Linked DNA regions of Mus musculus: regions 1 and 3 are each linked to region 2. A link is a loop called in an ENCODE intact Hi-C map of the cell type or tissue named here. Cell type or tissue: left cerebral cortex. All regions are shown on one strand. Region 1 holds the start of Ppm1a (protein phosphatase 1A, magnesium dependent, alpha isoform). Region 2 holds the start of L3hypdh (L-3-hydroxyproline dehydratase (trans-)). Region 3 holds the start of Dhrs7 (dehydrogenase/reductase (SDR family) member 7).

Region 1 (8,000 bases), 680 kb before region 2:
GCTCCATTTCAGATGTGTATAACCTCACACTTACACAAATGTCCGCTATCCCACAGCAGTTAATGCCCACTGCCAGGTACAGTGTGCTTATCCTTACCAAATACCTTCGTGTCCACTATCCATAAGCACTGTGGTAGGCCTCAGGAAGTAGTTGTTGTACTTCCTCTTTCAGAATTAAGCATAATTAGCATACATGCCTAGAAGTAAAATACATGATTTCAAATCATAAAAATGCAGGTATGCCACTGAAAATGAGCTTTGATTTAAAGGGAGGGAACTATGGCCAATTCCAGGGTGCAGGATGGGAGAGTTCCATGTAGAGCACTGGAACTGCTCTCTGTAGATAGAGGTAGTAAGCCTTCAACAACCCAGAACAAGCACGAAACGTAATATCCATTACAAAGGCAAGTTTGTAAAAACAGTAGAATAATGTGGTTTCTTTATTCTTCTTTTCTAACCATGAAATTTAGCTCTACGAAATACCAGGTCAACTCTTCCCTACTTACTGGCCCGTCTCACCTTTGCTCTATTACTGCTCTTCTTTATCACCAAGTTTACCACCTACTATTGCTTAATCACCAACTCCAAACCGAGGCGTGACCCTTCCAACTCCAGAAAGCCAAGTAAATGCTCATACTTAATCTTTGTCTTGATTGACTTTCATTCTGTGCATATGCAAACTTTATATACCAAGTCTTTACCTGTTCTCAATTTTTTACTCACTATTGGTCAGTATTTCCCCCAAGTAGTTTTTTTTTAATTTTATCTTATGTATATGAATACACTGTAGCTGTCTTCAGACACACCAGAAAAGGGCATTGGTTCCCATTACAGATGGTTGTGACCCACTATGTGATTGCTGGGAATTGAACTCAGGACCTTTGGAAGAGCTGTCAGTGCTTTTAATCTCTGAGCCATCTCTCCAGCATACCCCAAACCCCCAAGTATCTTAAGATCCCATAAACTTAGTAACAATAGCTACCATTTATTTGGTACTTTCCTTTTGATGGAAAATGTCAAGTGGCCCACCCCTCTTTTTGAGACAAGGTCTTGCTAAGTATGTAGCCTTGGCAGGCCTTGAGCTCCCTATATAGACCAGGTTGGCATGAAACTCAAGAGATCACATCACATGCTGTGTGGGCCACCATGCCCAATACATGTCTTGATATAATTTTTCTACCAAATCTTTAAGACACTCACATAAGAGACATTTCCATGTGACAGGTAAGGAAAACTGAGAAATCAAGTAAATTAGCCAAGACTACCTCCTGTATGTAGGAAAGCGGGGGCTGAGCTCTAGCTTTTGAGGGATAGTTGTGTTATACTTCTTTATGGATCCTCCTCTGAGGCTGCATTGGTCTCATCTACTCAGGTCCTCAGGTTCTACACTAAGGCCCTCAACCATTTATGAATATAAGCTCTACACCTCAATCTCAAAGGTGGTGAGCCAAGGCAAATTTTTTTGATTTAACTTCTAAAGCCCTAGAAATGGGGGGAAAAGCATCATCATAATCCTTTCTGAAGGGATTCTTGTATATCCCTTCAATACACAAGGAAAACCTTGTATACTGTATGGATGCATCACCTGTCAGTTAAAAAAACCTATGACCTTATAGCTTAGGCAGGCAGGTGGGACATCTGGGAGACAGAAAGAATTCTGGGATAGATCCAGGTGCTTGAGATTGACCTGAGAAGCTGTGAAGAGATGGAAGGCATGGTACCTGAGCACAGGTAAGCAGCCACATAACAGAAGGTAGATTAAATAAATGGGTATTTTAGTTATGATCTAGCCTGAGTAGAACCTAGCTATATGGCCAAGATACCTGTAAATATATTTTGAGTCTGGGTCTTATTTTTAGGAGCATGGGGCTGGGAGGCAGAACCTCTACAGATTCTTGCAGATGAAGACAACTGTGTACACTTACAGGCATGCATTTCGACGGCAGAACGCTACATTTCAGAAACCCTAACAGTGAGCTTTTAAAATTCTGGTTCCAGGAACAAGGCTCTTTTAATTGAAACAATCCACTCAGGACCTTTTAAAGACTATTTTTAAATCTATTGACATGATTCTGCAATGTCATTTAGGTTCACTAAGCCCATATATAGCTATCCAATGGCTGCTAACAAGGGATTTGTGTATGATTCCACATGTCTCTCATTTAAAATAGTGTAGCTGCTGTACGTAACCTATCTCACCCACTGCACACTTCAAATCACCTTTAGATCACTTTAATATCAAATATAATAGAAATACTGTGTAAATTAAACTATATGGTTTAGAGAATAAATACAAGAAAGTCTATAAATGTTTAGAAACATAGGCAATTTTTAAAAAGTTTAACTCTAGGTTGATTGAAGCGAGAGGTGGAAAACTAATTGTCAGAGAAAGGATCATCACCTATTTCAGAAGGCTGTTGTGAAAAAATGAAAGCTTTACACAAATACAGAGTCAATAAAGGATAGGGGCCTTTTGTCTTTTTCGAGACAAGGTTTCTCTGTGTAGCCTTGTCTGTCCTGGAACTCTGTAGATGAGGATGGCCTTGAACTAACAGAGATCTGCCTGTAAAGGAATGCACCACCATTGCGGTGTACGTAATAATTTATTACTTCCCTTTTTTATCCTGAAGATAAATAAAATAATGTGTCATGATTTTCAAATTATTACCTGCCACAAAAACTAATGAATTTTAATTCAGATCCTAAATATTAATAACAAATACACTTAAATCAATGGGTTGCAAATAAAAAAATTAATGATTATGAAAACTGGAGTTCCTTCCTTATCACTCACTCAGTGCTTAAAATATTGATATTGGGCTGGAGAGTTGGCTTAGGGGTTAAGAGCGCTTCTGCTCTTCTGAAGGTCCTGAGTTCAAATCCCAGCAACCACATGGCGGCTCACAACCATCCGTAACAAGATCTGGCGCTCTCCTCTGGAGTGTCTGAAGACAGCTACAGTATACAATAAATTATACAGTGTATAATAAATAAATCTTAAAATAAAAAACAAAGTGAAACCTTAAAAAAAATATTGATATTAAGAACACAGTATCTACAGTCCAATTTACCTTTTTATTTTGTATGTATGTATGTATGTATGTATGTATCTATGTATTTGCCTACATGTGTGTCTACATACCACAGCTTGTGTTTTATATGTATGTATGTATTTGCCTACATGTGTGCCTATATTACCACAGCTTGCGGAGATCAGAAGGCATCAGATTTCCTGGAACTAGAACTGATGGTTATGAGCCATAATATGCTGGAAATCAAATCTCAGTTCTTTACTGAAAAAAAAAAAGAAAAAGAAAAAAGAAAAAAAAAAAACAACAAATGTTCGTAGCCAGGTTTTTCAACATATATAAATTTGCACTTCTTAGTTTCTTGTAACATTTGTCAAGTCATGAGCTGGAGAGAGAGTTCAGCAGTTAACTGCTCGCTCTTGTGGGTCAAGAGTTCAATTCCCAGCAACCACAGCCATCTGTAATGGGATCTGATGCCCTCTTCTGGTGTGTCTGAGGACAGCTACAGTATGCTTGTATACATAAAAAAAATGTTTATGTAAAGGTAGATAGAGCTTATCACACTCAATACTTTCTCTGGCTCTTCTTGCCTTGGTAGTATTCAGACAGGCAATATAAAGATTACAATCATTATATATATTTTTTTATTCATTCATTCATTCATTCATTCATTCTGTAAACACATAATGAAGCAAAAAGGTGTTACTTATAGCTGAGTGTGGTGGCATGTGCCTTCGATCCCAGTACTGGGAGACAAGCATCAAGACAAGATGGATCTCTGTGAGCTTAAGGCCAGCCTGTCTACATAGCGAATCCTAAGCCAGCCAAGGCTATGTAGTAAGACCCTGTCCCAAAAAATAAATAGAGCTGGGCATGGTGGCGCACACCTTTAATCCCAGCACTCAGGAGGCAGAGGCAGGTGGTTTTCTGAGTTTGAGGCCAGCCTGGTCTACAAAGTGAGTTCCAGGCTACACAGAGAAACCCTGTCTCGAAAAAACTCAAAATAAATAAATAGATAAATGAATAATTTTAGATGTCATATAATATGCAGAACATGAAACATTAGAAAGCATGAAGAAAGAAAAAATAAAGAATATAGTCAGCCTTTCTTTATACATTAATCCAAGCTTCTTAAATGAGAATGGTTTATAACATGCCAAAAAATACATACATTCTTGCTAAAAACAACAAAGTAACCCATGAGGCCACTGAATTGATAAGTATTTGTGTTACCTGAAGACAGGGCAAGCATGACAACAATACAGGAAATCTAACAGCCGCACATTTGTGCTTCTGCTCTCCTGAGGGCCATCCTGCATATGTCACAGGGCCAAGGCTTAGTTTAACTGTGTCAACTCCCCTTGAGCCCGGTTTTTTTTTTTTTAAACTGTCTTTTAATTTGATTAAAGATGAAAAGCACTCACGGGTACTACTCAGACAATAGATGATTGTTTGAAAGGAACATCAAATATATATCAGAATTATTTTTGTATCAGTATAGACTAAGAACAGCAATACATTCTACTGGCCATAAAGTAAACAGCCAAGGTGAGGTTTGAAAAAATTAGAAAGATGCAGACATTTAGTAAGCACTTAGCAATATTTACAAGGCAACAAAAGAGGATGCTATACATTTTGGTAGGGGGGTGGGGAAGATGACAACTAGATATTAGGTGAATTTCCAAACAAAAGTTTAAGTTAAGACAAGATCAACAACACTTGGCTTGAACCAAAATACACAGACACACGGACACATAGACACAAAGAAGCTCACAATGTATTCTTATAATGCTCATCATATCCAACCACTGAGGACCCCAGCTTCTTCAAACATGCTGTCTCAGGTGCATGCTGTCCCCAAAGATGTCCCAGGACATCTTCTAGGCTTCCCAATGGCAAGAGAAAGAAAGATCAGTGAAGGCCACTACAGGAAGGTTCCCTAAAGCCGGGCCACAAACTCAATAGAACAGAGCCCAGAAAGAAAAACAACTTCAAAATGGTAAAACATCTAAGTAGCAGGTCTATCAGGTATGTAGTTGTTAAAGGTATGTTCAACAGTCACAGAATGGCAAAAGAATAATAATAAATATACATGTGATGATGTAATCTACCCCTTGGCATTACTGATTCCAAAGCTCAAAGGGTCAAATGCCTTGTCCCTGGGCACAGATATTTTCGAGCACATTTCTGGCAGAGCACCATTCCTTACAACAGGTTATACTATAATTATGGCTGGTCACTACAGCCCTTCATACTGAAATGTAGTCATTCATTCCATGTGAAAAATAGGGACACAAACCCTGCAAGAAGCAACTTGATGCTTCCAGTGGCCAATTTTACTATTTTTCAAACATGTATTACAACTAATATAAAACATTATCCATCTTAATATTTGATACCACCAACATAATTACTCCCCAGATGTAAAAGTGTTTAGTATTAATACAAATGTTTGAAGAAACTTGCACATATAGTTCATTATAATTTCAAGGTATTACTGCTGTAAGCTTCTAGGTTAAAAGCAGTCATCCCAACATAGCTGACTGTTCAATCAGGTATATACAAGACAAGTGAGGAGAACTTGGTCTTGCACCATTCAAGAGGCCCCGAGCTAAATCTATCCCCAGCAATGCAAAACAAACAAACACACACACACACAAAAATGCAGCCCAGAACTGTAGCACTGGGAAGATGATCTGCTTTGTGCTTCAAATTATTAAACAGTCAAGCAGACATTAAGGCAATAAAGGCGGTATTGAAGATAAGTATGTGGGTGTGTGCTCACTATCTTTCTGGTCCTTAGTTTCCTCATCTGTAACTACAGAAATAATCTTTGGCAAAGGCCCAGAATACAGAAAAGGTTAAAGGGAGGTGAGAACCAAGCACTATGTAGTGAGCCCTCAGAAACCCTAAAATCCTAAGGCCCAGAAAACAATCATTTAAGTTCTATGATTCTTCAGCAGGCTTCTCCTCCATCCAGTAGTAGTCATGTTTGAAATCTGAAAGCCAGGGTTTAAAAAGATTGTTTTTGTTTTTTTCTCTGAACCGTGGAAAACTACTCATTTTCGTAACGTCAAAATCATTTATTCTTCTCAAACAATGCCAATCTCCTTATACTCTAACCGCGCGGTTAAAAATATACCAGGAGCATTATTCCAACTATCAGGAAACTTGGGGTGGGGGCGGCATCGTAGATTGCTTAGACTCTGACCTTTGTGGATTTCTAAGTATCGTGTAGTGTTTGAGAAAAGAGAAAAACACTTTGGATGATGAAATTTGCAAAAGATCTAAAACTCCAGTTGGCAGAAGGCTCTCCACAGCCAGCTGTCTTTCAAGAAGGGGATCCGAGTGTGTTTACAACCTACAAGCAGAAGGGAGCCAAGCCTAAACTAAACTCTAACATAAAGAACTTTCCTCCAATATATCAGGCCAAAATGATGCAAAACCTGTAGTTTACTTCAATGGGTTTGCTCCAAGCCGGAATAATGAATGAAATGGAGGCATCACTACTGAGTTGGGGGCCTCACTTTCAACCCAGCGGGTGAGTCTCCAAATCCAGTGAACTCACGGGCTGATCTGCTTCAAGGGGAGACCCCGCTGCAGGCTCCCCGAAAGTTCCGCGGCCGCCAGTGTCCGCCCCGCCCGGCCGAGGGTCGCGCCCCCTCCCAGCCGCCGCACACACCCCGCCTCCGCCCCCGCCGCGTGTTAACCCCTCGCCACCCGGCGCGGGCTCGGGGAGGAGGCCGCCCAGGGGGTGGAGTTGTCGCGTCTCCTCCCGGGATCGCCCGGGCAGACGCCCGGCTTGTTTACAGGCCCCAGGCCTGGCCGCCGCCGCACAGGCCCTCCGCCCGCCCGCCCTCGCCCTCTTCCTCGCCCTCGCGCCGCGCTTACCCGGAGCAGCCGCGGGCGGGCGGGTCCCTCGGTCGGCCGGGGCGGCGGTGGCGACGGCGGCCGGGCACGGGGTCCCGCGACGGCGGCCGGGCCCGGGCGGAGGAGGGGAGGAGCCGGGCTGGGTCCGGGCCCCCGGCTCTCGGAGCCCTCGCGGCTCAGATCATCCGGGCGTCGGAGCGGGAGGCAGAGAGCGGGGCCCGCGGGAGGCGGAGGAGGCGCCGAGGACTCATCGCTTTCCGCCCCACCTGCCTGGGCCCCCCTCCCCCCGCCCCAGCCACCCGATCCCGAGCTGCGGACCCGGCCGGCGCGGAGACCACGGCGTTCTAGCTCCTGCGCGCGCTCCCGCCCCTAGCGCCGCCACCGCCGCCGCCTCTAGCGCGGCCCCGCGCACGCGCGCTCTCGACACCGCTGCCCCTCGCCCGGCCCCGCCCCGCCCCGCGCCGCCGTTTCCCCCACCCCCGGCCCTGCAGCTGCGGCGCGGCCCATGGGCTGGAGAGACCCGGATGTGGGAGGGCCGGAACTGCGGCTTGGGCGGGGGAGGGGCGGCGGTGACGTCACTGCCCTGCGCTGCTCCTCAGGTCGCTGCCGCGGGCCGATCCCTAGGGAGCGTGGACGTCCTGGGTGCGAGCCAGGCGCGCGGCCTTCGCGCTAGGGCGCAGAGGGCCTCTCCAAACCCGGCTGTCGTCGTCGTCCGCACCCGACTCTTACACCTGCCTACGGACGCCGGTCTCCAGGTGCAGTCTCGGTTAGCGCCCGGCACAGGGGACTCAGCCTGCCCCTTCGACCCCACGAGGCGCACACGAGTGCCGCGGCCATACCGCAGACGTGCGTGTGCAAACCGTTCACGCCTTGGGACACGTGCCTAGCTAGAGCTTCTCGCGGGTTGTCCCCGAGTCCCTGCAGGGATTCCGAATTGTATTTATGTGCACGTTACGGGGTCACGTGATTCGGGCTCAACGGGCACCTCCAAAGACCTCCAGTGGGGCTAATGGAACCGAGGGTTTTTCAAAATCTAGAGGATAATCAGAAACGTGACAGCTGCTTTCACGGAGAGCTAGAGATGAGCAAAAGGTAACTGCA
Region 2 (8,000 bases):
GTTATAAAGTATTTGTTCTAAAACAGTAATAGCCTGTGACTATACCCAACTTTTGCAGAAACTCCGTATTATCATTGAGAAATAATGTTCTTTCAAGAGCCCTGAGAGAAACATTAAGGAGAACATCACTAACACGCACTAAGATCTGCCCTACTACTGTTTTCTTATTACAGGGAAGAAACAGAAAGAAAAAGAAAAAGAGAAAGTTGTCCCCTTCGAAACAGGCTGAGGGTGGCAGTCAGCAGAAGACTGTGACTTGACATGACAATAAGTAGTCCTTCCCCCAGCACTAGTCTACGCAGATACGATCACACATGCTCACCTCTTTTTCCCCGAGTACCATTCAATGAAGAACCAATGCAGAACAAGAGGAAGCATAGCCATAAAGCCCAGATAGAGCCAGTCGTAAAGTTCTGGGGACTCTGTGCAAGGCTGACAGTACTTCTGTGCATTGGTCCTCTGTCCTCTTGGGCATACCTACAACAGGTATAAATACTGTTTTAGGATCATTCTATAAGGGATTCCACTGTATTTTAAACATCTTAGTATGTATGTGTAGCTTTTGAAAATTAACAAAGAAAACCAAGCCTATAAGCAGAATAAGAAGAAATCTCAAAGAGAAGCCACTTCAAGAAATCCACATGACCTGTGCTATCTATAAAATGCTAATGAAGAGTCTTTTCATTTAGTTGCTAAAATAGCTAGCTAATATTCAGTGAAAAACCTTGTTAGTAACATCATACAAAGACTACTGCAGAAGTATTCTGGAGTTGGCATGTTAATTCACTATGCAAAACACTTTGCTAAATTATTAGACAGTACTTAGACATTATAAAGTATCTTTTAATATCTGTGACTGTCAAGAAAGGTTTAATATAGTTATCACCATGCCAATATAAACAAGGTTTTTATTAATACCATATTCTTATACATTCATGAATATATTTAACAAAAAAAAAATCTACATGTACAACGTTTCCAGAACAAACAAATCTTACAATGAAATAATATCAACATAGGACTTACCCCACATTCTCCATAGATTTCACTTGAGCCATTTTTAAATAATAGGGTCTTCCCACAGTAGAGTCCAAGGCATGCTGGTTGAATATCGACAGCTTTTTAAAAACAAATGCCAGTATAGTAACATCTTTTGTGATTATAAACAAGAGTAGCCTGAGAATAGCTGAAGTAACTGACAACAACTATCTCAACCTCACTTTAAAATTACATAACAGACAAGTCTCGACACACTGTCACACTGTGACAGCACAGAAAGTTATACTTGCATCTTGCTGCTCTTCTGGAGTCTCCTATTCTAACCAGCACAGCAGGTTCTAGCCCCAGACACCTAACCCTGAATCTTCCCAATGGCTCTAGGAAGCCAGTCCCTATGATTGGAGTTTAGAGTTTCATTGGTTATAAGGTCATAAGAACTATTATTATTATTATTATTATTATTATTATTATTATTATTATTATTATTGAAATCCCTGATAGGGGCCAGAGAGGTAGCTCTGGTAAAAGCGCTTGATGAGCACGCCTGACTAACTCAGGAGTCTTGACTTCTAGAGCCCATGGTAAAGAGGACTCCAGAGAGCTGTCTCCTGACCTCCATGTGTGGGCTGTAGCAGGCACACCCCCAGCCCCATGCCTATCATACACCATACACAAGCACACAACTTAAAATTTTAATTAAAAGAAATCACGGGGGCTGGAAAGATGGCTCAGCGGTTAAGAGCACAGACTGCTCTTCCGAAGGTCCTGAGTTCAAATCCCAGCAACCACATGGTGGGTCACAACCATCCTTAATGAGATCTGATGCCCTCTTCTGGTGTGTCTGAAGACAGAGACAGTGTACTCACATACATAAAATAAATAAATAAAACTTAAAAAAAAAAGAAAGAAAAGAAAAGAAAAATCTCGGATAGAAAGCCACTTGTAGTGAGAATTCAAAATACTATGCTTTCATTTTAGTCTCAGGCATGGGGATGGGATATGAGGCTGCTTCACAGCAGCTGACTGTGATTCGCCTCGGGCTCTAGCAGAAGGTTCCTGCAGTTGTGTGACGTTTAGAATTCTGGAAACTCTTCAGAGAGTAATGGTAGGGCTCTGAGAGGCAGGGTAGGGGTGGTTGGTCGTTGAGGAGGTTTGGGTGCAGTCAGTGGCTATGTTCAAAGAAGAAACAAGAAGAAATTCAAGGAGCTCTATTCCCCTCCCCCATCCTTCCTTCTCTCCTATCTGGTGACAGGGGATGAAACTGGGAGAAAGGAGGACCAGAGAGTGTATGTCGGGGGAAAAAGAATCTGCAAAGCAGCAAAGGCCAGCTACAAGCAAAGAAGAAGCAAGAAAAAAATTAGATTCAGAGATCTTTATTATCTAAACACCCCCCCCCCCCCACCTGTGCATCTTTCTCTCCTATCTATTGATAAGGAGTGGTAAAACTACAAAGACCAGCTACAGTCACTATTCTTCATTTGGCCAAATAGAGACACTGGGCACACAGACTCATTTTTTATTCATAACAGAAATGCTGAATTGTCCACATTCTGAAAAGAGAACTTCAGAGCAGAAGGTAGGTCTTTAAAACAAATCAATTCACCTCCATATCAAAGCATTAGCCCAGTTTTTATGATTTTTGACAAGGGTAGATCCCATCAGTGCTGGCACTGAGCTTCTGAGCAATTACTTGAGAACAATCAATTTCTTGCAATCAATTTCTTAAAGGGATGAGGGGAATTAAAAACAGCTCTTTTAAGACAAAAACCCGAGGATCTCCAAATTATCTAAGACTTCATCGAAGAGAAATTACTCCTCTGTATCAGTGACACCTGATCCTCTACACCAATTATGGAAAGTGCTGCTCAAAGCCACAAAGGTACTCAGAGGACGATGGCAGTGAGGCTGGCTTCTGTAAGAATCTGCCATTTGCTATGAAATGAATCCAAAACAATGCTGGCCTACGTGTGAATTTACACGTGTTATTATTGCTGAACAATAATTTCCTCAAACTTTTCATGTGGAGACTCTGGTTACAAGGCCCTTTCTCCTTTCAAATTCCTGGAGAACAGTTTTGTTTTTTGTTTTTGTTTTTTTTGTTGTTGTTGTTGTTGTTTTTTGGGGGGACTTATGTTGCCGAGGGAAAACAGAAAAAAGTCTGAAATGTCTCATGTTTGATATTTTCACTTTACCAAGTATCTGACATCTTTTTTTTAAAAAAATTCTTCTTTATTTTATAATCTTAAAAACAAACTTTTATTATTATAGTATTGTGTTTTCATGTGTATTTGTGTTTTGCCTGCATTTATGTCTGTGCACCATGTACCAGCCAAGTTCCCGCAGAGGCCAAAAGAGGAGAAAGTCAGAAAGGGATATAGGAGCCACTGAACTGCAGTTACTAAGGGTCCTGAGCCGCTGTGGAGGTTCTGGGGATCAAACCCCACGAAAAGCAGCAAGTGCTCTTAATCACTGAGCCATCTCTCCAGCCAATCCTTAACACCTTTTTTAAACACAACTGAACTGTAATGAGAAGGAAGTCCCTTCTCCATGGGCTTTGCGTCTAAAAGATCTCAAAACCAAGGCCAACAAACCAAAGCTCATTTACCTAACGAGAAGAATCTGTACAACCTTTCATAGCCATTGGTGAGCTATAGCTAAAATGTTGTCCTTGTTTTTTTCTGCAGCAGTCTAAGACCCTTTGTGAAGGGCTTAATGTATTTACATTTGATGTCCAGTGTAATAGTGCACGCCTTTCAACCCAGCACTATGGAGGCGGAGGCAGGTGGAACTCTGCGTTCGAGGTTAGCCTGGTCTACAGAGCAAGTTCCAGGTCGACTAAGGCTACAAGGACAAACCCTGTCTTGAAAAACAACTATTACATTTGAGGTTGAAAAAGCAAGTCTCGTGGCAATTAGGTTCTGCTTCCTTGTCCTGTTCTAACTCTGCTTCTAATTCTGAAGTCAACCACCAGGAATGCTTTCCTGGACAAGAACAAAGGGACTGAAGGAAGGGACACAGGAAGAGCACAACAAAGACTCAGCCTTTAATTCTGCACAAGCGCTCTTCTCCAGCCATTCTGGAGCAGACCATCCCAACCCCGGGAGAAGTCAGTGCCTGGGCTCAGCGCAGCCAAGGGCCAGGCTGCTCGCTGCAGCAGAGCTGTCGGCCCGATGGCGAGCCCAAGACAATGCGAGGAAAAGCAATAGGAAAAAAGGACAGAGACACGCCCGCAGCCTAATCGACCACTTACCCATTGGCCACACTAGGTTCCCCTGAGAAGCCGGGGATCAGCGGGTCCGAACGCAGCGCCCGAACATCCGGGCCACAGCGCTCTCAGCCGCTCCGCCTCCCGCTAGCCTGGCAAGCACGCTGGAACCCCGCCCCTGCTACATTCGGCTCCGAGTCCCGCCCCACCACCGCTTCCCCCGCTAGGGGTGTCGGGGGTGCACGCGGCGGACTTCCAGGCCTAGGATTCCCAGAAACCTAGTTTCCTAATCTAGGCTTGGAAGCCTCTCTCTCTCTCTCTCTCTCTCTCTCTCTCTCTCTCTCTCTCTCTCTCGCTTCCGGGTTTGAGCTCAGAGGCTCCACCTTTTCCGGGTCCAGACTCAGGTCTCGTCCCCGCCCTGCCTCCAACTTGAACTGGTCTCCACCGCCTCCAGTGTCTCTTTGAAGGGGCCCTGAGGTCCCGCCCCCGTTTCCTAGACGAAGCTCGTAGCTCCGCCCACCCCGTGCATTCAAGTCGCCGAGGCCTCGCTCCTACCCTGCATTGAGGTCTCCGAGGACCGCCCCCATCGTGCGGGCTAGTTTTCTAGGCACCGCCTCCGCAGAGTAGTCTCTGGAGCCCCGCCCCTATTTTATTGGCTCCTTTTCTAGGCCCTGCCCCTGCCGCGTGTCTAGTCTCCGAGGCCCCGCCCCCGCCGAGCAGTCCAGCCTCCGAGCCCCGCCCCGCTGCTGGAGCAAGTTCCGAAGCCCCGCCCCCTCCGTGTGTTCAAACCTCTGGAGCCACGCCCCCATTTGGGGGGTCTAGTTTTCTAATCCCTGCCCACGCTCCCTGTCCTGTCGCCCAGGCTCGCCCCTGTTGGGAGTCTAACTCTGAATCCTGCTAGCTCGGGCGCGCCCAGTCTAAGATTCCGGACGCTGGTCGCTGGGTGATCTCTGCTCGCCGGCTTGGCCCTGAGATTGCCACCGGTTCTGCGCGTTCTCCCGTTGGGTTTGGCGCTTTCTCCCTGCTTGGAGAGAGCACCACCGCGCTGTGCGGCAGTCCCTGGACGCAGACAATGGAGGCGGCGCTGGCAGTGACCCGGCTGCCCCCAAACGACCCGAGGACGCCAGCACTGTCGGTGGTGGACATGCACACAGGCGGCGAGCCTCTGCGCATCGTGCACGCCGGGTGTCCGGAGGTGGCAGGGCCCACGTTGCTGGCCAAGCGTCGCTACATGCGTCAACACCTCGACTACATCCGGCGGCGGCTCGTGTTCGAGCCCCGCGGCCACCGGGACATGTACGGGGCCATCCTGGTGCCCAGTGAGCTGCCAGACGCACACCTAGGCGTCCTGTTCTTGCACAACGAAGGCTACAGCTCCATGTGCGGTCACGCGGTGCTAGCGCTGGGCCGCTTCGCGCTCGACTTTGGACTGGTGCCCGCTCCCCCAAAAGGCGCCCGGGAGGCTCAGGTCAACATCCACTGCCCGTGTGGTCTGGTGACCGCCTTCGTAGAGTGTGAAGGTGGCCGCAGTTGCGGCCCTGTGCGCTTCCACAGCGTCCCAGCCTTTGTCCTGGCCTCAGGTAAAGGGTGAGACTCACTAGACCCGGTTGAGACAATCCGCGAATCTAACCACTGCTCTGTGGCTGAATATATCTGCGCAACTAACCCACCCTGCCTGCCCTTGCGATTAATAAAAAGGTAATTCCAAATTACTGCAAACACGCTTCAGTGTCTTTGCCTTACAGGTTTGGTGGATGCAATTCTGCTGTCCTGCTGAGCGGATCCATGCTCACAAGGCCTGGGGGGAGCTTAGAGTGGAATGCGGATGAATTGTGCGCTTCCTTTTTTTAAGATCCTCATTCCTTGCTTGTCAGGATTCATAGCCGCTTCACAGTAGACTGAAGTTAAGGACCAAAGGACAGTGTGTGTACCAGAGTTCGAGCATAGCTTAGAATATGCTTGGTAAGAACTAAATGACTCTGAAAGGCACTAAATTTGTAAGCAAAGCTATTGCTGTCCTTGTTGAGAAACAAAGTCCTTGGCTGGACACACAAGTTCACAACCCCTCAAAAGCCATCCAACCTTAGGCAAAGTTCACAGACTCCTTGACTGAGTCTGTACCTTCATTTTATCTCAGAGGTTTTTGTGGTTAGTAATGAGGGTATGAAACATTGTTAAAATTTTTTTTTCTTAAATTAATGAGTGTTCATTGTTTTATTGTTTTGAGACAGGGGGTCACTGTGTAGCCCTGGCTGGAATGGAACCCTGGAATTTCTACGTTGACTAGGCTGGCCCACTTCTTGAGTACTGGTAGATTTTTTTTTTAAAGATTTATTTATTTATTATATGTAAGTACACTGTAGCTGTCTTCAGACACTCCAGAAGAGGGCGTCAGATCTTGTTAGAGATGGTTGTGAGCCACCATGTGGTTGCTGGGATTTGAATTCCGGACCTTTGGAAGAGCAGTCGGGTGCTCTTACCCACTGAGCCATCTCACCAGCCCAGAATTTTTTAAATATCTGAAAAAAAAATATTCGTCAAGAAACAGAGACTTCAAGATATGTAGGATTGTTTCCTGGAGATACAGAAACATGGACGGGGTTTCTGGGTTCTATGGTATAGACTAAGCAGATAATCTGCATAATCGGGACATTTACAAAGAGGAGCATCCCTCTTAGGAATCAACTGGCAGCTGTTTTATCTCTCATCCCAGGTGTCCCTGTAGCAAGAGTACCCAGCATGCAACTTGCAGGGTCCATTTGCCCAGGATAGCTATGAATGTGCCCTCCATAAAAAATGTACACTTACGACGGGGGGGTGGGGGGGTGGGGGGGGGTGGGTGTTGCACGCCTTTAATCCCTTTACTCGGGAGGCAGAGGCAGGCGGATTTCTGAGTTCGAGGACAGCCTGGTCTACAAATTGAGTTTTAGGACAGCCAGGGCTATAAAGAGAAACCCTGTCTCGGAAAAAAAAAAAAAAAAAAAAAGTACATCTTTTAATCATTCATTTTTTTATAGTCTCTGAGTTTCATAGCTCTCCAGCATGGAACTTGCCACACTGGCAGGTCAGACACACTTGCCGGCTTGAGTTCTGTCCATGGAAATGTTTAATGTTTGCCTGGAAGTGAACTGGGAGCTACTTTAACCAATCTAGGAATAAGGTTACCACTGCTTTTCTCCCAAGACTTCAAGCTATGCAAAGCATTCTTAGAAAATCTGACCCTGATCCTCCTTGAATAATTAGACTCTGGATCAGTCTGGGCATAAATGACACTGTAGCTGAACAGGCTTAGGGTGGCCCCAGTAGAGGGAACACCTGTGATGAGGCGGGCCTTGGAGGAATTTGATGCCCTATGAGAGTATGGCACTTGGGAAAAAATGATTTATGGTTTAATAATAATGATAATCAGGGTTAGAATTATTATCATTATTATTGGTTTTTCAAGACCAGCCATTTAACCAGCTGGATACCTAGTTTCTCCCTAAGCAACTTGAGCAGTAGATTAAAGGGAGTCCACGAGTTTCTTCCTTCGAGCCCCGGGAGTGGCAGCAGCGGGAGTTCGTCCTGCGCGTGGCAGGAAGGGTGGTGCTGGGTCCTGTGCATTTCTGCTAGGCAAACCCGATCCCGTGCGACTTGTCTGGTATGACCAGAGGCCCCTTCCTGGCCAAGGGCGGCTGAATCCCAGCGGTTCCCAGCGCGGGGCAGAGGAGGAGGGCATGGGGGTGGAGTTGGGGTGGAGGCAAGATCCGGAAGCAGGCCTCTATCAGTGCACACTCCGACAAGCCTCTTCTTAGGA
Region 3 (8,000 bases), 580 kb before region 2:
TATGTCCCCAGGAGGCTTGCTGGGTCAAAAGTCTCTTGTTTTTTAAATGCTTGAAAACAAGGATCTTGCTACTCTCGAGGTGTTTAGCAAAAAAGCAATGGAGTGTTTGTAGCTGAAATGAATCCAGAGTGGTGTTTATGGCAGGGCTAGGAGAGTCAACAAGACCATGGTGTGAAGAACGTTCTCTGTATTTATTGTGCTGTGTGGCAGGTGACAGAGGCACGGAGCAGGGCTTTGTGGTTGCTAAGTAGATACTAGTTAAGTTTGTGTTGTCAGAATCATGCGGTAAGATGTCACGGTGTCAGGTTCCCCCCTCCCCCTCTGCTGTTGAAAGGTTTCTGTCCCAACATAGAAGGCTGTTTGCGTTGAATTATGGAGTCTGGAACAATAGTTACATTGTTTCTACAGTGCAATCCTGATTTCCGGAAGAAGTGGCACAAAAGGGAAGAAAGCTGTTGCCACCCTTTCAAAGGGGAACAGGTGAGAGAGCCGCAGTGAGTGGGTCTCTCATCATTGTGTAACTTCCCTGTTCAGAGAGGAAATGATGTTTCGAGTGGATGTAGCTAGTGCTTGGATTTTGCCCCTTTAGTTATTTAGATTTTACATTTAAGTGGTTAAAATTCTGCCAGCTTGAGACGGTCATGGTGGCACATACCTGTAATCCAGTCCTCAGGATGCAGAGGATCAGAACTTTGAGGCCAACCTGGTCTCCGTAGTGAGTGCCAGGCCAGCCGAGTGTGTTTGTTAAAACTACAACTGCACAGCTAAGGACCGCTGCTTCCCGAGACCCAGCCTGTTCCTGCTCTGTTATGAGCACACAGGTCTCAGGAGAGTCCCCACATCTGCTCGCCTGTCCTTCTTGTCTTCAACACTTTCTTCCCAGGTTCTGTGGTGATATCTGCACTGGAATTGACATGCAATCCTGGTGCTGGCTGTGTTCAGTGTCATTACCACAGACCCCGGAGTCCAAGCCTCCTGTTGTCTATTCTTTCTCACTGCTGAACAGAAGAAATGAGGAAATAATATTATAATTAAAATTATAATATTATAATATATTATATATTATGATATCATAATAGATATGTTATCTAATGATGATTGAAATGGGCTCACTAAATATATAACTGGGCTCAGTGGTAGAGAACTTGCCTAGAATTTTTGAGGCCCTGGGTTTGAACTTAAGCGTGCACGCACACACACACACACGCGCGCACACACACACACACACACACACACACACACACACACGAGGTGGGGAGGGCATAACTGGATTCCAACATGAATTACTGAATAATGCTATTGTTCAAGTGAAAAATAATTTCTGAAGTTGACATTGGTTTGTGTTTTCCTTCTCTAATGCCCAAACTGTCATGTGGTTTTATTGTAGTTTTTTTTTAACTAGTCAAGGTCTTCCAGGGAAACAAAAACACATACATATTTATGAGTGATGGTAAAGAATTGGTTCACATGGCTTTCAAGTGCAGTAGGCCTGACGTCCCTAGCACACAGGCAGCTGGAATTCAGGGGAGAGGCGAGGTAATTGGAACCCAAGGGCAGTCTGGAAGCAAGATCTTCCTAGCCTTCTGCTGTTTTCTCATAACACTTCAACTGATTGAACTCCCCACATTATGGGGGGTAGGTATGTGCTTTATTGAAAGTCTACTGATATAAATGTTAAATAAATCTTAAAATACCTCACAGTAGCATCTAGACTAACATTTTAACAAAATTTGGATGTCATGGTCTGGCCAAGTCATGTTGCTGAACCATCTCCTCGGACCCCAAAGTGAATCTTTTTTTTTTTTTTTTTTTTTAAGGAGTTAGAGATCACTGTTTTAAAAGTGAATTTTTTAATATGATGATTATGAATCATCCTGGTTAGGAGTGCTTCCTCCAAACCAACATGTGCAGTTATTGTGTTCAACTAAGTGTTCCGTTTGTTAACATAAAACATTCTGAGTTTGAGGCAGGTGATCTCTCTGAGTTTGAAGCCAGGGTGGTCTCTATAGTGAGTCCCAGCACAAGCAGTGCTCCGCGGTGAGAGCCTGAAATGAAACAAAACAAGGCAAAAAAAGTCATGTTAGTAAAGCTTTTTTTGTTTGTGTGCATGAATGTTTTGTCTGAAAGTATGTTTGTGCACCATGTGAGTGCCTGATGCCCTCGGAGGTCAGAGATGGGAAATGGATCCCCTGGGACAAGAGTTACCAACAGATGTGAGCTGCCATGTGGGTGTGGAAATTGAACCCAGGTTCTCTGCAAGAGCAACAAGTGCCTCTAACAGCAGAGCCACCTCTCCAGCTCCAGTACGGAAAAACACTCTAAAGCTCTGCCTTGGCACTTCGACACTCAGCACCCACCCGGGTCTAATCCCTAGGGGTGGACAGGAAGAGATCATAGCTTCCTGCCAGTCTCCCAAGCCCAATGTCCCAGTCTCAGATCCCTCATCCCCACAGCTTGGGGTTGTGACCCATCGGAACACTAGATCCACTGCAGTCCTGTCCTTTTACAGAAGGGGAAACATTTGGGATAAGATTCATCATGAGACTCTGTGTGGTATTTTAAGACATCTTATTACAAAAGTAATGTGCTACAAAATAAAAATAAAATTCACATGGCCCAGGTGATACGTCAATTAGAGCAATTCTTGACCAATATTATTCCAAATGGCAGTCCAAAAGTTTAGCTAACTGACATGCACCTTGAACTATACCACAGCAATTTCTGATTAACACTAGTTCAAATATTTCCTGCATAGATCACTCTAAAGATGCAAAATATAGACCTTTGTAAACCTTTTCTCACTGCAATGAAAAAAGTGACAATTCAGCTGGGCGTGGTGGCGCACACCTTTAATCCCAGCACTTGGGAGGCAGAGGCAGGCGGATTTCTGAGTTTGAGGCCAGCCTGGTCTACAAAGTAGAAACAGAGAAACCCTGTCTCGGAAAAAAAAAAGTGACAATTTATAAAAACAATACTAACAAACACAGAAGAAAGAACAGAGCAATTAGTGTGCACAGAGGCCTTTCCATATTCAAATGCTGTCAAATGATAATGGCATCATTTACAAACGGTGGCAGGAGGACACCAACCTGAGTGTTTTTAGCTCCTGGAACTTAGCAACAGTTGCCTTCTAGCCCAGTTAGTTTTATGTTCTGATTACTCTGGGCCATGATAGCCAACTTTTGGCCAAATATGAGTATCATTTGTAATGTTTTTCTAAATATAAGCGGCCAGTCCACGAGGGCAACCCAGTTCAAGTGCTGAGTTACTTCGGTATGCTTATCTCAGTCCACAAGCTTAAAGTGAAAGGAAAACAGATTAGGAAGAGTGAGTGAGGGTTTGGCTCAGCTTTTGGGAGCTTGCCCAGCGCGAAGAAGGACCTGGGCACAATTCCCAGCGTGGAGCGGGGGATGGGGCCTCGGGGTCGGAGCGGGCAGTGATCAAAGTTTTGTTTTGTTTCTCGCCAAGGCACCACCAAAGCCCTGAAAAGTCGTCCTAAAAACAGCTGTTAAAGACTCCTTCATGCCCTCACAAATCTTGTTGACTGCTCTCCCAACAGCAGTTTCCCAAGATTCCATGCCTTCTATTGCAACACCCCGGCAGTCTTGCACGCAGTAGGGACGCGCAGAGACGCCGTGGTGCAGCCCGGGACACAGATGGAGCCCCACCTTCGGGGACTCGCTAGGCGGAGCCCCGGGTTGTGACCCGCCGCGTAGAGGGCGGGCGCCGACTGTCTTCCGCTTGCGGCAGAGTCGGGTAGGCAAGGGACAGCGATGAGCTGGGAGCTGCTGTTGTGGCTGCTGGCGCTGTGCGCGCTGATCCTGCCCCTTGTGCAGCTCTTGCGCTTTTTGCGGGCGGATGCGGACCTGACCTTGTTGTGGGCTGAATGGCAAGGGCGACGCCCAGGTGAGCATCCTCTACAGCCTGGGCTCTAAGGAAGATCAGGGCCGAGGTCCCTCCCAGCTGTTGCCAAGCTGAGCCTTGACCAAGGGCTGAGGGTCCGGGAGGAAGAGGCAGGGGCTAAACAGGCAGTACCCACTCTGTCGCTTGTCTTAATTCGAAAATGGCCCTGATTTGTTACCCAGACTAGGATAGAAAACGTCAAACCCCAAGAGAGCGCTGCAATTCTCTGATGCCTGCAAGACACAGACTTCTTCCGTAGGATCCCCGGACACTCTCAGGGAAGGCACCATGGAGAGCAGAGTGTGTCCCTTGCTTTCTAAGAGGCCGGAACATTCTTTGATCCTGCACTTTTTACTTTCCCGGAAGCACCCAAAGAAAATTTGGCCTGAATCACTTACTCACCTGCTCACTTGGTTAAAATTTTCGCAATAGAAAGCGCTGAGCTGGCTTTTTGCCAGGAGGGAGATCATTCTGTGTACAGTAAGGCACGTTTCGCCCGCTCCACTTCGATCTGCAGCTTGCGTGGTGTTTAATGTTCACTTAATACATGATTCACATGCTCCGATATATCAGTTCACAGATGCTGCTGGGTGTTATGTCACGTTGGCAGTGTGTTCAGCAGGCCACAGACAGCCTCTGACCTTTGGCGTTAACAATTCTGATGACATGGGCACTCTTCGTATTGTTTTTCAGTTAAAGACATTGACAGAGAAACTCAAAGCCTCCCTAGGTAGGCTTTTCTGATCCTTAAAGGACTAAGTGGGATTCCACTGTTCGTGGTGGAAAATACACAAAGCACCCGAACAAAAATGCTTTGAAGTAGCTGGTGGCTCAGAAGGTACTGCATTCAAAGTCAGCAGGGCAGGAGTAGGTGACAGCTGGATCTTGGATTTTATGTCCCTCCCAGATGTTGGCAGGCATCCTTGCTGTCTTTTCTCTGAAGCTGCATTGCCTTGGCTCAAACAGTTGCAGTACTGACAAATGCAACTGCACAGTGTGCTTGTGGATTCAGCGCTGCAAAACAGGAGAGGGCATGGCTGTGACTCGGAGACTGTCAGTGTTGAGGGCAAGAATCCTAAATACCCCATACATCTTTTAACTGTAACTCTCCACTGAGCACCATTGAGACAGATGGATGTATCTGTAAGCTCACGGTCAATAGCAGCCTGTGGATGTTGTTTGTGTTTGGCCTCATTTATTTAAATGGAAGATTGAGTTAAACTCAGTTTATAAATTATGTGACTGTATAAAAGTTATTAACACATTAATTATGTCTGAAATGTAGGTGTGTTTAGTCTTTTTTTTGCGGTGTAATTTTTTTATTACATATATTCTTCATTTACATTTCAAATGCTATCCCCAAAGTCCCCTATACCCTCCCTCCGCCCTGCTCCCCACCCAACTCACCCACTCTCCTGCTTCCTGGCCCTGGCATTCCCCTGCACTGGGGCATATGATCTTCGCAAGACCAAGGGCCTCTCCTCCTATTGCTGGCCAACTAGGCCATCCTCTGCTACCTATGTAGCTAGAGACACAGCTCTGGGGGGGGGGTACTGATTAGTTTATATTGTTGTTCTACCTATAGGGTTGCAGACCCCTTCAGCTCCTTGAGTACTTTCTCTAGCTCCTTCATTAGGGGCCCTGTGTTCCATCCAATAGCTGACTGTGAGCATCCACTTATGTATTTGCCAGGCACTGGCATAGCCTCACAAGAGAGAGCTATATCAGGGTCCTGTCAGCAAAATCTTTCTGGCATATGCTGTAGTGTCTGGGTTTGGTGGTTGTATATGGGATGGATTCCCGTGTGGGGCAATCTCTGGATGGTCCTTCCTTCCGTCTCAGCTCTGAACTTTGTCTCTGTAACTCCTTCCATGGGTATAGAGAAGACAGGACGTAGGGAGGGTGTGGCCTCTGTCTCGCGCTGGAGAGAAGCAGCTTCCACATCGTGTGAGGGATGAGGCAGAGAGTGGTGCAAGGCCTTGGGAGAGATTTCTCAAGCTGGCATTAAACTCTGGGTTTCTTGTCAACTCTCAGAGTCTGATTTTTTTTTTTTAAGTCGTTGTCAGATTCTATGGAAACACTAAGAAAAAAAAAAAAAGGATGCTAGATTAAAGGACGGGAAGATAGGTGTTAGATCTGTGATCATGTGGGCATAAAACGAGCCGCTGGAGACCATTTTCACTCAGGCTTTACATAATAGGTGTTTATTGGTGTAAACAAGGTTGGACTCTGTTAATTTAGGCTGATTAGTAACAGTTACAGCGTAAATGAATGGTGTGTAGGGTAATGTGTAGACAAGCTTTTAGCAAGCAGTTGTGAATGGCTAGCTGAGCACACAGCCTCTCATTCATTCAAAGTCTTTGGTCAATTGTACTCTCTCCCCAAAAGCATCTTACCTGAAAGGAAAGCTTTGTTTACATAGTTTGGTTATTTCTAGGACAAGTTGTATGTGTTCCAGTGTCTAAGAAACAGTTGGGTTTTAAAATGTTTGGGGCTTTGACGGTAGTTTGATGATAGAGAGTACCTGTGTCTGTAATGCTTGCAGCTTGGGCTCAGTCCTCAGCACTGGGGACCAAACTTGACCATATCTGAATGTGTGCACCACAACACAGCAGACAGTGTTTTGTTTCAGCTAGGCTTCTTGGTGTTTATTCAGTAGATACTTACTACTTATGGAGTCCTTTTGATATTCTAGTCTCTGCAAGATATTAGGCCACCGGTGAGGAGGAGGCGGCCAGAGTCGATGCCTCGGTGCATTTAATAGACAAGTGTGGAGAGCTCTCCCCCTCACTCCTGGAGACCCCAGTGTTCTGAAGAACTCGGACTCCATAAAGTTCCTGTGATGTTTTTTTTTTTTTTTTTTTTTTTTTTTGGTGGTGGTGGTGGTGGTGGGGTTCCGAGACAGGGTTTCTCTGTATAGCCCTGGCTGTCCTGGAACTCACTTTGTAGTCCAGGCTGGCCTCGAACTCAGAAATCCACCTGCCTCTGCCTCCTGAGTGCTGGGATTAAAGGCGTGCGCCACCACCGCCCGGCCCTGTGATGGTTTTTAATATGGAATTGTTTAAGCTCATAGACAAGAATGAAGTAAGGCCAGCCGAGAGAGCCTTATTGCCCTCTGTCACGGGACAAATTAGAGCCCACAAGAGACCATGCGAGGTCTGGTGAGCGTAACAAAGCCGCAGAATTTAGTAGGCCCCAGATCTTAGCACATCCGACGCCATGAAAAGCCGTTTAGAACATAAAGCAGCCGCACCTGCTGAAACGAAACAAAGACCTAATCCATCGAAGTCCATAGTTCGGGAAAGGCTCTAAATGTACTAGCCTTGCTTCTTAGCTTCTGTAGTTCAGCTTCTGGAATATGCCAGCCCAGAATATAGTCTTGTTGCTTGGAGTGGTGGCGCATGCCTTTAATCCCAACACTCGGGAGGCAGAGGCAGGCGGATTTCTGAGTTCGTGGCCAGCCTGGTCTACAAAGTGAGTTCCAGGACAGCCAGGGCTATACAGAGAAACCCTGTCTCGAAAAACCAAAAAAAAAAAAAAAAAAAAAAAAAAGAAAAAAAGTTTTTGTGCTTAAAAGCTCACCCCAAGAAAGGCCCGGGGCTATACTGGGATCCCAAACACCAGATGGCTATTAAAGACTTCCTATTGGCTTTAACCCATGCCCGAGCAGTCATCTCTGGTGCGTACCCACAACTGTGAGACCGGCAGTTAAAGCTGCTTGCAGTATAAGCCTGATGGCCCGAACTCCATCCTGCACGCCCCAAAAAGGTGGAAGAAAAGAACTGGCTTCTCTGGTTGTCCCCCTGACTGCCAGCCAGCACGCACCAAGGCACATGTACACACACCCCGCCATGCACACGCGCACACACAGTTAGGATAATGTGTCATTCTAGTAATGAAATTTAAAACGTTAAATCCAGAAAGAGGGCTGGGACAAGGGGTCACACCGCTGGGAGGGTGGCACTTATGGTGTGGAGGCAGGAGGATGAGGTGCATGCTTCAGGCAAAGGCAACAACTGTCTAAGTACAACAACAACAGAACAGATGATCATACTAGATCATACTATTGAGCAACATATGGCATTTTCAAAGGCATC

Evidence for each region. Hi-C counts contacts between places; a loop is a spot of excess contacts. Peaks named below come from ENCODE experiments on the same cell type or tissue, not always from the same donor. Only the 100,000 strongest peaks of a DNase experiment are listed, where the experiment ranks them.
Region 1: a loop joins it to region 2, with 6 times the contacts of the local background. A loop is called at or near these places in 9 of 42 quality-filtered maps.
Region 3: it touches region 2 in a loop (2.3-fold over the local background); 9 of 42 quality-filtered maps call a loop at or near these places.

Annotation. Positions count from the first base shown.
Region 1 is chr12:72,760,552-72,768,551 of GRCm38, reverse strand. It overlaps Ppm1a (protein phosphatase 1A, magnesium dependent, alpha isoform), which reads right to left and starts at 7,341. Exons shown (of 6, transcript NM_008910.3): 1 at 6,921-7,341. In left cerebral cortex, a CTCF peak has its summit at 3,514 (motif pointing left); DNase peaks (open chromatin) are centred at 6,602 and 7,476; H3K4me3 peaks cover 2,869 bases; H3K27ac peaks cover 1,673 bases.
Region 2 is chr12:72,082,433-72,090,432 of GRCm38, reverse strand. L3hypdh (L-3-hydroxyproline dehydratase (trans-)) reads left to right here and starts at 5,120. Exons shown (of 5, transcript NM_026038.2): 1 at 5,120-5,784. The coding sequence starts at 5,277. Jkamp (JNK1/MAPK8-associated membrane protein) reads right to left here and starts at 4,594. Exons shown (of 7, transcript NM_024205.2): 1 at 4,250-4,594; 2 at 1,027-1,118; 3 at 323-477. The coding sequence starts at 4,253. In left cerebral cortex, CTCF peaks have their summits at 4,418 and 6,541 (motif pointing right); DNase peaks (open chromatin) are centred at 4,394 and 4,792; H3K4me3 peaks cover 2,697 bases; H3K27ac peaks cover 2,320 bases.
Region 3 is chr12:72,660,535-72,668,534 of GRCm38, reverse strand. It overlaps Dhrs7 (dehydrogenase/reductase (SDR family) member 7), which reads left to right and starts at 3,707. Exons shown (of 7, transcript NM_025522.5): 1 at 3,707-3,906. The coding sequence starts at 3,774. In left cerebral cortex, a CTCF peak has its summit at 3,730; DNase peaks (open chromatin) are centred at 3,405, 3,701, 4,151 and 4,668; H3K4me3 peaks cover 1,969 bases; H3K27ac peaks cover 1,263 bases.